Regions from separate parts of the Homo sapiens genome. Here region 2 is linked to region 1. Evidence: chromatin loops called from intact Hi-C (ENCODE). Cell type or tissue: B cell. All regions are shown on one strand.

The links. Peaks named below come from ENCODE experiments on the same cell type or tissue, not always from the same donor. Only the 100,000 strongest peaks of a DNase experiment are listed, where the experiment ranks them.
Region 2: a loop joins it to region 1, with 17 times the contacts of the local background. A loop is called at or near these places in 7 of 110 quality-filtered maps.

Annotation. Positions count from the first base shown.
Region 1 is chr9:36,402,753-36,410,752 of GRCh38, reverse strand. LOC124902152 (a long non-coding RNA gene) reads left to right here. Exons shown (of 2, transcript XR_007061475.1): 1 at 1-8,000. It also overlaps a transcript of RNF38 not described here and the pseudogene MRPS21P4. Among named protein-coding and RNA genes, the nearest start is that of RNF38, 6.5 kb to the right of the region's middle. In B cell, CTCF peaks have their summits at 3,334 and 3,533 (motif pointing left); a DNase peak (open chromatin) is centred at 3,502; H3K27ac peaks cover 1,684 bases.
Region 2 is chr9:36,629,097-36,637,096 of GRCh38, reverse strand. It overlaps MELK (maternal embryonic leucine zipper kinase), which reads right to left. Exons shown (of 18, transcript NM_014791.4): 9 at 6,730-6,798; 10 at 3,897-3,995. Among named protein-coding and RNA genes, the nearest start is that of MELK, 60 kb to the right of the region's middle. In B cell, CTCF peaks have their summits at 3,835 and 4,034 (motif pointing left); a DNase peak (open chromatin) is centred at 3,986.

The DNA.
Region 1 (8,000 bases):
TGGAAACGTGATTGATTTATTTTAGAGAATAGTAATAGAAAATAGGGTTGTTGAAAGAAAAGAGATAGAGACAAAAACTGGTTGGGTGTTTTCATACTGGATGTCTTATCCGCAGGCCTCAGCATTCCTGCCTCGGTTCTGCCTGATTCTTTTACATCAAGAAGTTGATCTTGCTAGCCATTTCCATGTTGTAGATCTGCCAGCAGGTTTCATAGATTTCCCTTTGTTCCTGGTGGCATGGCTTCTCACAGTACAAAAATTAGCCAGGCATGGTGGTGGACGCCTGTAATCCCAGCTGCACGGGAGGCTGAGGCAGGAGAATCGCTTGAACCCAGGAGGCAGAGGTTGCAGTGAGCCGAGATCATGCCATTGCACTCCAGCCTGGGCGACAGAGCAAGACTCCATTTCAAAAATAAAAATAAATAAATAATTTGAGGAACAAATCTATTGTGATATGTTCTTTTGTAGTGTTTCATTGCCTTTAGGTTTAGGAAATCTGTCTCCATTCAGATATTTACCCGTATTTTCTAAAAGTTTTAATAATTTTACATTATCCTTTCTTATCTACCTGGAATTTATTTAGTATATGATTATGTGACCCACTGTGTTTTCAGTAGATTCTCACTTTGCTTTGTTGTAAAATATCTGATTAGAGATTCCATGTAATGATAGGTATTTTGAGATTGTTGTTATTGGAGATTATTTTGTTGGTCTTTAAAATGTCATTATCTCCTAAGTTTATTTTGTTTTATTTACAAGACACTATTGCAACAGGAACAAGCAAGCCAGGGGAAGATAAATAAGCTTCCTATGGAAGCTTAAATTTTATATTTACTCTACAAAGAGTTGTACTGCCTTAAGAGATTTACTTAATATTATGATTTGTTTTGTAGTACAAATTAGAAATCTGCCCACATATTTCCTTCTTTTCCTTAAAGTCTGGAGGGCCTGTAGAATGTGGCACGGGCAGGAGGATACAGGGTTTGTGGAGATGCACCGTGTATCACATATGTCTGTGCAAAACCATTCGTGTTAGGATCCTAAAACTATCATCAGTGGAAACACTGGCAGTTTTAGTGAGCTGGTCACATTTCATGAATGCAAGATGTTAGACTTCTATAGCAGGGTGTGTGTCATCTAGAGCAAGTTATTGACTGTACAGGTATTTGAGCTCCACCAGAATTCCCTAGAGGAAAGAAAGTGTGTTCCTCATTGAACATAATGGAAATAGTAAGACGTTCAGGCAGTCTGGTCTGCAGCATTCGAATGTTTCTTGCATCTCAAACTTCTTAAGACTGTGATTCCCATGTCTGTTTTCAGCGACTTCTCTTCGTGGTCTTTCCCAAAAGTAAAGTAGCTAATTGGCTGTGCTTCTGTTGCCCGCCCGCCTGCCTTCTTTCTTTTTTTCTTTCTTTCTTTCTTTCTTTTTCTTTCTTTCTTTCTTTTTCTTTCTCTCTCTTTCTTTTCTTTCTTTCTTTCCTTCTTTCCTTCCTTCCTTCCTTCCTTCTTTCCTTCCATCCTTCCTTCCCTCCTTCCCTCCCTCCCTTTCTCTCTCTCTTTCTTTCTTGGAGACAGTCTCACTCTGTCACCCAGGCTATAGTGCAGTGGTGTGATCTTGGCTCACTACAACCTCTGCTTCTCAGGTTCAAGTGATTCCCCTGCTTCAGCCTCCCAAGTAGCTGGGATTACCAGCATTCACCACCACACTCGGCTAATTTTTGTATTTTTAGTAGAGAGAGGGTTTTACCATGTTGGCCAGGCTGGCCTCGAACTCCTGACTTCAAGTGATCCGCTCCCTTCTGCCTCCCAAAGTGCTGGTATTACAGAGGTGAACCACCACACCCGGCCATGTGCATAACATCATTTATTTTCTTGAAGCACTTATGTAAGTATAACCCATTTAAGTCCTTATTTCACTGGCTTTTGGGATCACATTTTCCATTAATGCCCAATTCTTAATGATTTGAGCGCTTGCTTTTCTTAAATTCAGTTGAACAGTTTGTCTGGCTTTCCTCTCCAGGTATTTCTGGGACTTCCTGGGTAAACTGCTTGTCCTTCCAGCCAGTCCTTTGACCCATGGCCCATTGGTCACCAGCTTCCCTAAGGTGTTCTCACTGGTGTCACTTTGGCTCAAGTTTAGGCCCAGCTCCTAGATTATAGTTTGGGCCTAGTTCCTAGGCTATTAATATTTAATAAAGGATTTAACAGAAGGGCATCAGAACAAAGAGAACTTAAAGCTGCATATGAAATATGGCTTCACTAAAAGTATACTGGTCCAAGTTCTGCTCAGGGCTTCTCTCTTCCTGATGCTTGGCGTACTGCTGTCCATAGGGCTAGCCTATCTTTCCTCAGGGAGTACCCTGAAAACTACTGATTCCCCTCCAGGGTCAACTCCAAACTGTGATCAGTTAGCTTTGCTTTGAATAAAAATTGCCAGCCTTGGCAACATGGTGAAACCTAGTCTCTACAAAAAAAAAAAAAAAAAATTAAGTCTGTTGTGGTGGTGTATGCCTGTAGTCCCAGCTACTCAGCACTGAGGCGGGAGGATCACTTGAGCCCCCAGGAATTCAAGGGGGCAGTGAGCTGTGATCATGACACTGCACCTCAACCTGGGTGACAGGTTTCAAAAAATTAAAAAAATTGATGCTGCCTTTTAGGAGGCAGTGTAGCAATATATCTTGAAATTTTAAGAAAATTCACATACTGTTTGAACCAGCAATTCTACTTCTAGAAATGTACTTTTATGGATATATTTTCAAATGCTTGCCAAACTATATGTATGTACAAGAATATTAATAATAGCTTTGTAATAGCAAAACACTGAGAACAACCTAAATGTAATACAGGATTTAAAAAAAATACAGAGATGGTTCCTCCCTAACAAAGAAAGAATTGGCTTTGTTGAAAAGAATAACCTAGATCTGTATGTGGCTAACTTTTTTTTGTGCTCTGGGTCTCCATTGGATTTGGTAAAAACTGTAGTGCCAGAATATGATTGCCCCTGAGATGAAGCTGCTGGAGCATACAGTTGAGCTCAAGGTGCTGTCTGTTCTCCGGAACAGAACAAGCAAGAGTGTGGCTTCAAAGAGTATAGGTTACAGCAGGCCATCTAGTGGAGGCCTGTTGCCTCAGGGTCAGCTCCTGCCTGGTTACCCTGTTCTAGAGGTTGAATATGCTGTGATGTGCAGTGTATGCTTTATTTGTGCCCTTGGGTCTCCACTTCTGATTGGTATAGGTCTCTGTTTTTCTGCTTCTGACTTGGCTGTCCTAGGCACTTAGGTTTCTTCATTTGAACTCCTTCCTGGCCGATGCCTTTTCACTGTCCACCTGCTTTAGCCCCTTCACACCTTCACTACCATGAGCTTGCCCTCTGTCATTCCAGCTACCATGGTTCAGTCCAAGTCATCTCTCACCTGCACTGTGGAAACAGCCACCTGACTAACTCTTCACCTCAAAGCTGGATAAGTGGCTATATAATATGGGAGGCTTTCAGTGGACTTCGATTTGGGTGAGCCTTTGCTGCCCTCTTCTGGTCTCTAGCTGCTATAGCCGGCAGCTGCTACTAATTAACTTTTTCTACTTTGATTTGTGTTAACATTTCTGGGTGAAACTGCTTATGCTGATTGTTTTGCAGTAGTAGATCAAGTTGTAGCATGCTTGTAGATACTGCGTAGGCTAAATGCTGTTCAGCCAATATGCCTTTTCCCTCAGTGCAGCTTTATCTTTTGTTTTTTGGGTTTTTTTTGTATTTTTGGTGGAGATGGGGTTTCATCATGCTGTCCAGGCTAATCTCAAACTCCTGAGCTCAAATGATCTGCCCGCCTTGGCCTCTCAAAGTGCTGGGATTACAGGCGTGAGCCACCGCGCCCGGCCCAGTGCAGCTTTATGTTATTCAGTCCTTTTAGCTGGTTTTGGAGGAAGAAAGGAAACTTAGGGATGACAGCAAAGCTAGCTTCAGGGAAGATTTTGAAATTTATTTTTTCTGCATCCCTTTTCCTCTCTTTTCACTGCCCGCTTTCTGTTGTTCCTGTGCTTCATTTCTCCTTGGGAATTTACCAAGCGAGAAACGTAGAATCAGCCACTGCTGTGAAATATTTACATATCATTAACAGAACTATTTATTAAGCACATGGTATGTGCTAACCCCTTGCCAGATTTGGTAAGACTTAGTCCTTGGCTTCAAGAAGTTTACTATTTATTGGGCAGAAGTGTCAAGTAAATACAAAGTTGGAAGGCAGAATGATTAATGCTATTTTAGAACACACAGGAGAGGCCACTAACTCGGCAATAGAGATTGAGGTTGTTGGAGTGAGATTATAGTAGGGATACTTGGATGTGGATGTGATGGCAGAACAGTACTGACAGTGTTAACCAATGAGGAACTGCCTTCTCATTAGTAGAGGTCCAGAACTTCCAGCAGGTAAGCCATTCTTTACCCCAGCACCTCCTTTGACATTTCCTTCCATGTGAATGGTTCTTCAGCATTTGGACAAGTGGTTCTTTACCTGTAGCTGTTGAATCATGCCTTTCAATGCCTTAAAATAGGAGATGGTCCTCTTTCCATTTTTGTGCATTTTCCGTCATCCATTCTTCCCCCCAACATCGGTGTCAGTGATATACAAACAAAGCAGAACTGAGACTTGAGGAGCTTACAGTTTAACAGGAGGAAACAGATATTTGATAAACGCTGTAAGGTGTTATGATACAAGTGTGTAGAGGGATAAGGAGGACAGCCTGTAACCTCATAGTCAACTTTTTTGTAAAAAGATCCTTCAGATAACCATTATTTTAGATATTCCTTGATGTCTAGAAATGCAAAACTGGTCACAAAAATAAACTGTATATTTACCATTTGACAGACTATTAACTAGCACTTATTTAAATTTGTTTATGATTATTGTTTAGTGTGTTTTAAAATGTATTTGTAGCAACGGTACCCTTCAAATTCACAAGATTGGGAAATGGTTTTCTAGAAGCAGATAGTGAATTTCAGAATGAGATCTTTCTTATATATATATCCTAAGATTACAGTTGTTTTGCCTTAGTTAGAAATAAAGAAAAAACAGGACATCTAAGGAAATTTAACTCCAAGTCCAGTTAGCCAACCAGCAAATTTTCCCAAACATTTAAAGAAGGCGTTAACACCAGTCTTAAAGAAACACTTCTAGAGAATAGAAAGCAAGCCAGTACTCCCTGATTCATTTTCTGAAGCTAGCATAAGTCTTTGTAACAAAACTTGATAGGGACATTATAAACATGGAAAATTACAGGTAAACTCACTCAACACAGAAGCAAAAATTCTAAACAAACCAAATCAACCATTTAGAGCAATACAGTAAGCCTAAAATGGGCTGATTAGAAATGTGAATTCCTAACACCCCCAAACCAATCAAATTCACATATTAACAGAAAAGTCATATGATTAACTTGTAGATACAGAAGTTTTTCATAAAATCAAACATCCATTTATGAATTTTTTTTTTTAAGAGACAGAGTCTCTCTCTGTTGCCCAGGCTGCAGTGCAAAGGCACGATTTCAGCTCACTGCAACCTCCGCCTCCTGGGTTCAAGTGATTCTCCTGCCTCAGCATCCCAAGTAGCTAGGAGTACAGCCACGTGCCACCATGCCTGGCTAATTTTTTGTAGTTTTTAGTAGAGATGGCGTTTCACCATGTTGGCCAGGCTGGTCTCCTGACCTCAGGTGATCTGCCTACCTCGACCTCCTAAAGTGCTGGGATTGCAGGTGTGAGCCACTGCACCTGGCCCATGTATAAATTTTTAATATATTAGAAATGGCAGAGAACTCCTTTAATTTTCTAAAGGGGTCTTAAAAAAAAACAAAACTACAAACACCGTACTTAAATGTCGACAGTTTTTCAGTTGAGGTTTGGAATAAAACAAAGCTGTCTGGTTAGCACTGTACTAGAGGTCGTTGCCAGTGCACTAAGACAAGAAAATGAGTATATGTTGGAAAGAAAGAAATGGAACAGCCAGTATTTTCTGCCAAGTAGACAAGGATATAAACAGAATTGTTTGTATAGAAAACTCAAAAGAACTGAGATAAACTATTAGAATTAATAATTGAATTATATTAACAAACCTAGAATAAACCTAAGAACTAAAATATGCAAGACCTTGATAGAAAACTATAAAGCATTATTGAAAGAATTAAAGACTCAAGTAAATAGCTTATAGATTGCTATCTTTACAATATTTAATCTTCCTATATTCCTTAACTCATTTCTAGATCTAATGCAGCCCAAGAAAATCCCAGCAATTTCACCTTTTTCCTTGTCTTTTTTTCTTTCCTTCTTTTGAAATAATTTGATTCTAAAATTCCTATGGAAATTTAAAAGGCCAGAGATAATGTAGACACTCTGAAGGATAACCTGCTGTAACAGATGAAAGGAAGTCTTATAAAGCTGCAGTAATGACGATGGTGTGGATCAGCACAGGGATAAAGAGAACAGTGCAACAGACTACTGAACCCAGAAACAAACTCATGCATATGTGGCCACAGTTTTTTAAACAAAGGAGCAGTTGGCAAGTCTTTTTCAGTATATGATGCTGTGTCAAGTAGATGTCCGTATGGGGAAGAGGGCACTTGATTCCCTCCTCACCAACACCAAAAATCAATTGCAGGTGATGTGTAGATCCAAATGGAAAAGAGAAAATAATAAAAATTCTAAGGAAATAATATAGGTGAATGTCTTTATGACCCATGTGAAGGGAAATATTTCTTAAACAGGATAATGACAGCAACTAGAAACACAAACCTGAAACCATTAACTATAAAGATTTAAAGATGGGAGAAATTAATGGTGTGTTTTTGTGTTCTGTTAGGAATAATCCAATAAAGAGAAAAACATGATGGTATAAAAGAGAATTTGTAGAGTCACATTCTTTAAAAGGTGAAAAGTGGGTGAGATTTAGCATTGAAGAATAGGCTGAATTTGTTCACTAGGTGATCAGTTCTAAAATCCTATGCAGTTTTTGTATAGTGGCTGCTGTTATTCCCATGTATTAGAATGGCAGAACACCAGAGTAAACAATCTCATTGAATAACTACCAGAACCATCTGAAGGAACTTCAGCATTTTCCTGTTCAGTAAGCAATGTTTTGATATATTTTTATTTTAAAATTGAAGGGACTCAAATGACTTGGGTAGCTCTGGAATAACAGTAGTCATTCACAATTTTCACTTGTCAAGAAAACCAGTTTTTTAAAGGGAGCCTCAGAGTCAGAATTCTCAAAAAGCTCTTGCCAAAAGCACCTTTTCTTACAAATGCTGTACTGTCCCGTAGCCCTGTGTGGCTTTAAAAACTGATCCTGGACAATTCATTAATTGGACTAGCCACATTTCAAGTGCTCAGTAGCTACATGTCACTAGCTAGTGGCAGCCTTTTCGATGGGGCAGATGTAGAATATTTTTGTCATTGCAGAAAGTTCTATTAGTTCTGCAGTGGGACTTTCCACCTTTGTGGACAGACACCAAATAAAATTTTAGCTTGACTGTAGTTAAGTGACTGCTCTGGTATAACTTTAGCCCCTGCCACATTAGGTGTCAAAGGTGGCCCACCACTTTAAAAGCCTGCCTGCTCTTTGGGTGTTTACTTGCATGGCTTAAGATTTTCTGGTTAAGAAATAAATTAGAGGCTGTGCATGGTAGTTCACACCTGTAATCCCAGCATTCTGGGAGGCCAATATGGGAGGACTGCTTGAGCCCAGGAGTTAGAGACCAGCCTGGGCAACATAGTGAGACCTGCCTCTACAGAAAATTAAAAATTTAGCCTGGATTGCCTGAGCCCAGGAGTTTGAGACTGCAGTGAGATGTGATCCAGCCATTGCACTCCAGCCTGGGCGACAGAGCACCGTGTCTCAAAATACAAAAAAAATAAAAAAAGAAGAAGAAATTTAAAACTATCCAACCTGGGGTTGTGACAGCATTGTTGAAGATCGTAACCATTTGAGAGGTTTCAGGAAGCTTGCCTCACAAAAGGT
Region 2 (8,000 bases), 230 kb before region 1:
ACTTTGGGAGGCCGAGGCAGGCGGATAACAAGGTCAGGAGATCGAGACCATCCTGGCTACCATGGTGAAACCCCGTCTCTACCAAAAACACAAAAAATTAGCCGGGTGGTGGCAGGCACCTGTAGTCCCAGCTACTCGGGAGGCCGAGGGAGGGGAATGGCATGAACCCGGGAGGCAGAGCTTGCAGTGAGCAGAGATCGTGCCACTGCTCCAGCCTGGGTGACAGAGTGAGACTCGGTAAGAAAGACAAGAAAGACAAGAAAGACAAGAAAGACAGAAAGAAAGAAAGACAGAAAGAAAGAAAGACAGACAGAAAGAAAGAAAGAAAGAAAGAAAGAAAGAAAGAAAGAAAGAAAGAAAGAAAGAAATCCAGTTGCTACATAAAAAAGTCCAGGTTAGCCTGATGGACACATGTGGCCCAGGAAACAGCCAGTCTTTCTAGTGAGGCTTGGACCATTCAGCCCAGTTACAAGATGACTGTAGCCACGACCCCAGGTAAGGCCTACATAAGAACAGCCCAGCTGAACCCAGCCCAAATATCTGGTCCACAGAACTGTAAATTATTACTGTTTTTTTTTAATTAATTTATTTTTTGAGGCGGAGTTTCGCTCATGTTGCCCAGGCTGGAGTGCAATGGCGCAATCTTGGCTCACTGCAACCTCCGCCTCCCAGGTTCAAGTGATTCTCCTGCCTCAGCCTCCCGAGTAGTTGGGATTACAGGCATGCACCACCACGCCCAGCTGATTTTGTATTTTTACTAGAAACGGGTTTCTCCATGTTGGTCAGGCTGGTCTCAAACTCCCAACCTCAGGTGATCCACCTGCCTCGGCCTCCCAAAGTGCTAGGATTACAGGCGTGAGCCACCGTGCCCAGCCAAATTATTGTTTTAAGCCACTAAATTTCAGGGTAGTTTTTAATGCAGCAATAACTAATACACAAAATATCCAAGTCCTATAGTAATATCCACATTTTTACCAAGTGGCCATTTGTTTGAAAAAAAGCATTTTTAAGGCCAGGCACAGTGGCTCACGCCTGTAATCCCAGCACTTTGAGAGGCCAGGGCAGGCAGGTCAGGAGTTCAAGACCAGCCTGGCCAACACAGTGAAACCCCGTCTCTACTAAAAATATAAAAATTAGCCAGGCATGGTGGCACATGCCTGTAGTCCCAGCTACTCGGGAGTCTGAGGCAAGAGAATCACTTGAACCCAGGAGGCGGAGGTTGTGGTGAGCTGAGACTGCGCCATTGCACTCCAGCCTGGGCATCAGAGCGAGACTCCATCTCAAAAAAAAAAAAAAAAGCATTTTTTAAAAACAATGTAGAAATAGTATTTTTTAAATTGTTTAAACTTAAATAACACTTGGTGTTGTTTATGTTTTTTTACATATACGCATATTAGACCAGTTCTCAAAGCACGGTCTGCAGATGCCTGAGAGTCTCCAAGGTCAAACTATTTTTATAATAATATTATTTTTCATTTTTCAAAGTGTTGACATTTGTATGGATGGTACAAATGCAGTGATAAAATTGCTGGCAGCTAGGTGCAGTGGCTCATGCCTGTAATCTCAGCATTTTGGGAGGCCAAGGCAGGCGGACCACCTGAGGTCAGGAGTTCAAGACCAGCCTGGCCAACATGGTGAAATCCCATCTCTACTAAAAATACAAAAATTAGCCAAACGTTGTAGCAGGCGGCTGTAATCCCAACTAATCGGGTGGCTGAGGCAGGAGAATTGCTTGAAACTGGGAGGCGGAGGTTGTAGTCAGCCAAGATCGTGCCATTGCACTCCCGTCTGGGCGATAATAGCGAGATTCCCACTCAAAAAAAAAAAAATTAAAATTAAATAAATAAATTGCTGGCACCTTAGTATGAATCAATGCAGTGGCACCAAACTGTACTAAAATATTGTATTCTTTGTCATATACCCATAGTTCGAAAAGAAGCCAGTTTCAATTAAGAATTTCCTTGATAAACCAGTAAAATATATTAATTTTATTACATTTCTGAGTACGTTTTTAATACTCTGTGTGACTAAATAGGAAGTAGCATAATGTACTTCTACAATACCAAAGTTTGATAGCTGTCTCGAGGAAAAGCACCTGTATGACTGAATTATGAGCTCAATTAGCCATTTTTTTCTTTTTCTTTTTCTTTTGAGATGGAGTCTCACTCTCCTCCCGGGTTCAAGCTATTCTCCTGCCTCAGCCTCCTGAGTAGCTGGGATTACAGGTGTGTGCCACCACGCCCAGCTAATTTTTGTATTTTTAGTAGAGACAGAGTTTCACCATATTGGTCAGGCTGGTCTCGAACTCCTGACCTCATAATCTACCCGCCTGGGATCCCAAAGTGCTGGGATTACAGATGTGAGCCACTGCACCCAGCCTCTTTTCTTTTTGAAACAGAGTCTCGCTCTGTCACCCAAGGCTGGAGTGCGGTGGCGCTCTTAGCTCACTGCAACCTCTGCCTCCCGAGTTCAAGCAATTCTTCTGCCTCAGCCTCCTGAGAACCTGGGATTATAGGCACTACCATGCCAGCTAATTTTTTGCATTTTTAGTAAAGATGGGGTTTTACCATGTTGGCCAGGCTGGTCTGGAACTCCTGACCTCAAGTAATACGCCTGCCTCAGCCTCCCAAAGTGCTGGGATTACAGGTGTGAGCCACCGTGCCTGGCCTAATTAGCCATTTTTTTCAAAGAACACCATTTTGATGAGAAAGAACACGGACTAACTATAGTTATTTAGACTTAAATGTTCAGCAGACATTTTCTCAAAAATGAACCAAGGGAATTTGTCAGTTCAAGGAGAATGACATATTTGTTGTCAATGATAGAATTTTAGCTTTTAAGCAAAAATTAGAATTTAGAAAACTTTTATTTGCCACCATGATCTTGAGTGCTTTCCAATAGTTAAAGACTTTTCTACTGAGATCAGTAGTGATTTTAAGGAATGTGATTTAATGTTGTATAACGAAATGTGTTAACGTTTGGAAGATTTGCATAACTCAGCAAACCAGTGTTTTCCAAATAACCAATGCATCATGTTATGTGAGGAAAAGATCCAATGGACAGAACAATGGATTTTATGGAATACAGTACAAAATTTCATTGATATGGCTTCAGATTCCACATGCAATTACCCTTTAAGAAACTACCATTTGTCAAGTTTTAATGGGCTATCAGAAACTGTCTGAATGGCTATTAGAATTTTTCTTCCTTTTCCTATTGCATATCTGTGTGAGGCTGCATTTTATTCCTTGGCTTCAATCAAAACAACCTATCAAAACAGACTGAACACAGAAGCAGGTGGCTATACAGGTGTCTTCTATTAAGCCAGACTTTAAAGAAATTTGCAAAGTTGTAAAACAATGTCATTCTTTTTGCTAAATTTATTTTGTAAATGGTTATTCTTCATAAAAATATTTGTGTTAATATGCAATAGTTTTATCATATTAGTTTTTAATGAATAAATAAATATTAAGAGTATAAAGGGATCCTCAAACTAAAAAGTTTGAGAACTACTGTACCCTCATAACTTCTCTGGGAAGTAGAACTGGTTTAACCTACTTTTTACAGATGAATAAATAGGTTCTGCAAAGTTAAGTAACTTGTCCAAGATTCCCAGAGCACTGTGACTGACTGCACATGAGAAACACCTGGGAGCTTTTAAAAACTCCCATTAAGTGTTCTGGGATGGGGAGCAGGCATTTCTTTTTAAGGTCCCAGGTAATTCTCATTTGCAGATGGGGTTAAGGAACCACTGTCCATTAGGTTACAAGTCTCCCAAACACCAATCTGATTAATATATTTTCTTGTATATTTAGACCACATCATTGTAGGTTCTGAATTCACCCAAAGACCACACAAAGTCAAAAAAAAATTCTACTGGATTTCATTTTACTTACAGGATTCTTGCTTTGCCACTCAACAGGATAGTTGTAATCTTGCATGATCCAGGGATGGTTCAATAGATTTTTCATAGAAATCCGTTTCTTTGGGTCCACCTAGTGGCCATTAAAAAGTAGCTAGAGATTAACATTTCAAATAGAGAACATAGAACACCTTTCCTCCTGAAAACTAAAAATGCATCAGAACAGATGTAAACTTTATCATCACAAAAATGCTGTCAAAGACTTTAAAATGGCCTTGGAAGAAATTCTTTTAAAAAGGCAACAGAGGCAAGAAAACTATAGCAACCAACACAGGCTTAGAAGATAAATGTTTAACAAACATGAACTTCATTGGTATGGACATTATTCGTGAAGTTCAATCTATTGTATGATGTAATAGTCTTTTGCTGGAAAACCTATTCACGGGAAATATTCACCAATTAAACATTCAAGCAGCCACAATGCAGGGCATTCATACTGAATATGCAATCTCTACCTCCAATGAGCTTACAATCACACAGAACAAGTTGAAAAGCACACCTTTCCATTTGTAATTTTCAAATGTAAGGAGAGAAAAATTAATCAACAAAGATTAACGTTATTTTGGAGTCTAGAAGAAAGAGTAAGGCATTTTCAATCTCATTACGGAGATTTGGTGGTCTGGCCCTACTTAATCAAGGTGAGTGAGCCTGAGGTAAATTTTGAATAAAAGATGGAGATGACTTAATAGATGAAAAAACCAGAAGATATTCTGAATACATAATGAAAAAAAAATTGCACTAAGAAGATACTCATATTTTCAAAGTGTTTCCTATCAATCTCATTTTGTCCTTATAACACTACATAGCAGTGAGGCCAGGCTCAGAACCCCCATTTTATAGATCAGATTAGGTGATACATTGATTAATTGGTAGAGTGCTTACCTAGGCTTCAGCACTCCTATCTTTCACCCTCAGAGGCTCATTCCAATAAATCTGTGGTTCTCAAAGTGTGGCCCCAAGACCTGCAGCATCAGCATCTTCTGGGAGCTTGTTAGAAATGCAAAATTTCAGTCCTGCCTCAGATCTATTGAATTACACACTCTGGGGCTGGAGGCCAGCAATCTGTATTTTAACAAGCCCGGGGTAATTTTGATATCTGCTGAAGTTTGAGAACCACTGCACTAGGTAACAGGGCCCATTCAATAGTACATCAACTCATTCAAGTATTTATTCAGTATCTACTAACATACTTAATGAGCAAGAGTTGGGAAAAGGCGGGATGCCGTGGCTCATACCTGTAATCCCAGCACTTTGGGAGATCAAGACAGGCAGAACGCTTGAGCTCAGGAGTTCGAAACCAGCCTGGGCAACGTAGCGAAACCCCATCTCTACAAAAAATACAGTTTGCTGAAAGTAATTATAAGGAATGAAGTGATAAATAAAATTTAAAAACAACCAAAAAAAAAAGAAAACTAAAGAAAGAACACAAAAAATTAGTCAGGTGTGGTGGTGTATACCAGTGGTCCCAGTTACTTGGGAGGCTGAAGTAGAACTAACACTTGAGCCTGGGGGTCAAGGCTGTAGTGGGCCAAGATCATATGACTGCACTCCAGCCTGGGCGACAGAGTAAAACCCTGTCTATAAAATTTTTTTTTAAAAAAAGAGGCCAGGCTGGGTGCGGTGGCTCACACCTGTAATCCCAGTACTTTGGGAGGCCAAGGCGGGTGGATCACCTGAGGTCAGAAGTTCAAGACCAGCCTGGACAACATGGTGAAACCCCATCTCTACTAAAAGTACAAAAATTGGCCAGGAATGGTGGCACATGCCTGTAATCCCAGCTACTTGGGAGGCTGAGGCACGAGAACCACTTGAACCTGGGAACCCAGGAAGCGGAGGTTGTGGTGAGCCAAGATCGCACCGTTGCACTCCAGCCTGAGCAACAAAGCAAAACTCTGTCTCAAAAAAACAAAAGCCAGTGGCTCACACCTGTAATCCCAGCACTTTGGATTTTGAGAGGTCGAGGCAGGCAGAAAACGTGAGGTCAGGAGTTCGAGACCAGCCTGGCTAACATAGTGAAACCTCGTCTCTACTAAAAATACAAAAACTAGCCAGGCATAGTGGCACACGCCTGTAGTACTAGCTACTCAGGAGGCTGAGGCAGGAGAATTACTTGAACCTGGGAGGCAAAGGTTGCAGTGAGCCAAGATCACGCCACTGCACTCCAGCCTGGGCAACAGAGGGAGACTCCATCTAAATAAAAAAAAAAAAAAAAAAGAGCTGGGGCCAGGTGTAGAGGCTCACGCCTATAATCCCAGCACTTTGGAAGGCTGAGGCAGGCAGATACCTTGAGGTCAGGAGTTCGAGACCAGCCTGGCCAACATGGGAAAACTCTGTCTCTACTAAAAATACAAAAATTAGCCAGGCATGGTGGTTCACACCTGTAATCCCACCTACTCGGAAGGCAGAAGCAGAAAAAGCACTTGAACCCAGAAGGCGAAGGTTGCAGTGAGCCAAGATCACGCCACTGCACTCCAACCTGAGGGTCTTCTAAGGAGTGAGACTCTATCTCCATCAATCAATCAATCAATCAATAATTTTGGAATAAAAGAGAGTGGAACAAGAACTAGTTAGAGAAAACAGAAAATTCGCAAAGTAAGAAAAACCATACCAGCTATAACATATGGTAGGTGTCTAAAATAAACTAGGTTTACAACATAATTAAGAAAGGATCTAATAGAGGATATTTTCAAGGTAGATATGAGTGGGATTTTTTTCAAGCTAATAGGAAATGATGTAGCACCACAGATATCTTAAAAGTTGAACCAAACAATTACAATAGACTTCTATTATTTAAAAATAAAGTTTACCTGCAGCATTTGTTGAAGAAGCAGAATGCTACTGGGAGAGAGCCACTTGGGAACATCATATTTTCCTCTCTACAAAAACAAAGCATTTAAGAGATTCAGGTTCAATCAGCCTTGACACAAATTCCTTAGGTAATAACATGCTGGAGGTTTACTTTTAAGCTTGAAGACTTCACCCAACTACAATACTTGGTAAACATTATTAACTAAAAAAAATCAATTTCTTGGCTGGGCGTGGTGGCTCACACCTGAAGTCCCAGCACTTTGGGAGGTCAAAGCGGGCAGATCACCTGAGATCAGGAGTTCAAGACCAGCCTGGCCAACGTGGTGAAACACTGTCTCTACTAAAAATACAAAAATTAGTCAGTCGTGGTGGCAGGCACCTGTAATCCCAGCTACTCAGGAGGCTGAGGCAGGAGAATCACTTGAACCCAGGAGACGGAGGTTGCAGTGAGCCGAGATCGTGCCACTGCACTCCAACCTGGGTGACAGAGCGAGACTCCATCACAAAAAAAAAAAAAAAAAAACAATTTCTTGCCTTAAAGAAAAAATCGGGCATATTAAATACTATCATTGCCTCTAAATTATCCACATATCAGAGAAGGGCTAGAGCACAAAGAACATAACAGTAGAAAACAAAAATGTCATACAGCTTTGGAATCTGTAGTATTAAATGGACAGTAAGTATACACTGTAGTCTATTTTTATACTGCTGAAACAATTATTAGTTTATAATTTCAGAGCAATTATCAGTTGACAAAATGAAGCAGCAGAAAAGCATATTTGGTGACAGTACATAGGCTATGGTTAAAAACAGGTCATCCACAAAACAGAATTCACAATCTTTGAGGAAAACTAGTGAAAGCCACTTTCTAAGGTAAATACCTCTTTTAGGACTAAAAGAGACTAAGAAGGCAAATGTATACAACCTAGTATACTCAGAAATTATGGCCACCAAGTCATCAAAGAAAAGATCAGGGACTTGGCTAAATGCTAATACATGATAGAATATCTCTTTACACACTTACCACACACATCCTCTTTCCCAATTCAGAGGAAGCAATACAACAGTTTCTCACAGCAGAAATCACATTGTTTAATGATGCTAAGATAACAGGTTAATTATTTGAGAGAAATTGATTGAACTGTAATTCATAGAACATACCAAAATTAATTCCACCCAGATTAAATGAAAATACAAAACCAGGCTGGGCGTGGTGGCTCACACCTGTAATCCCAGCACTTTGGGAGGCCAAGGCAGGTGGATCACGAGG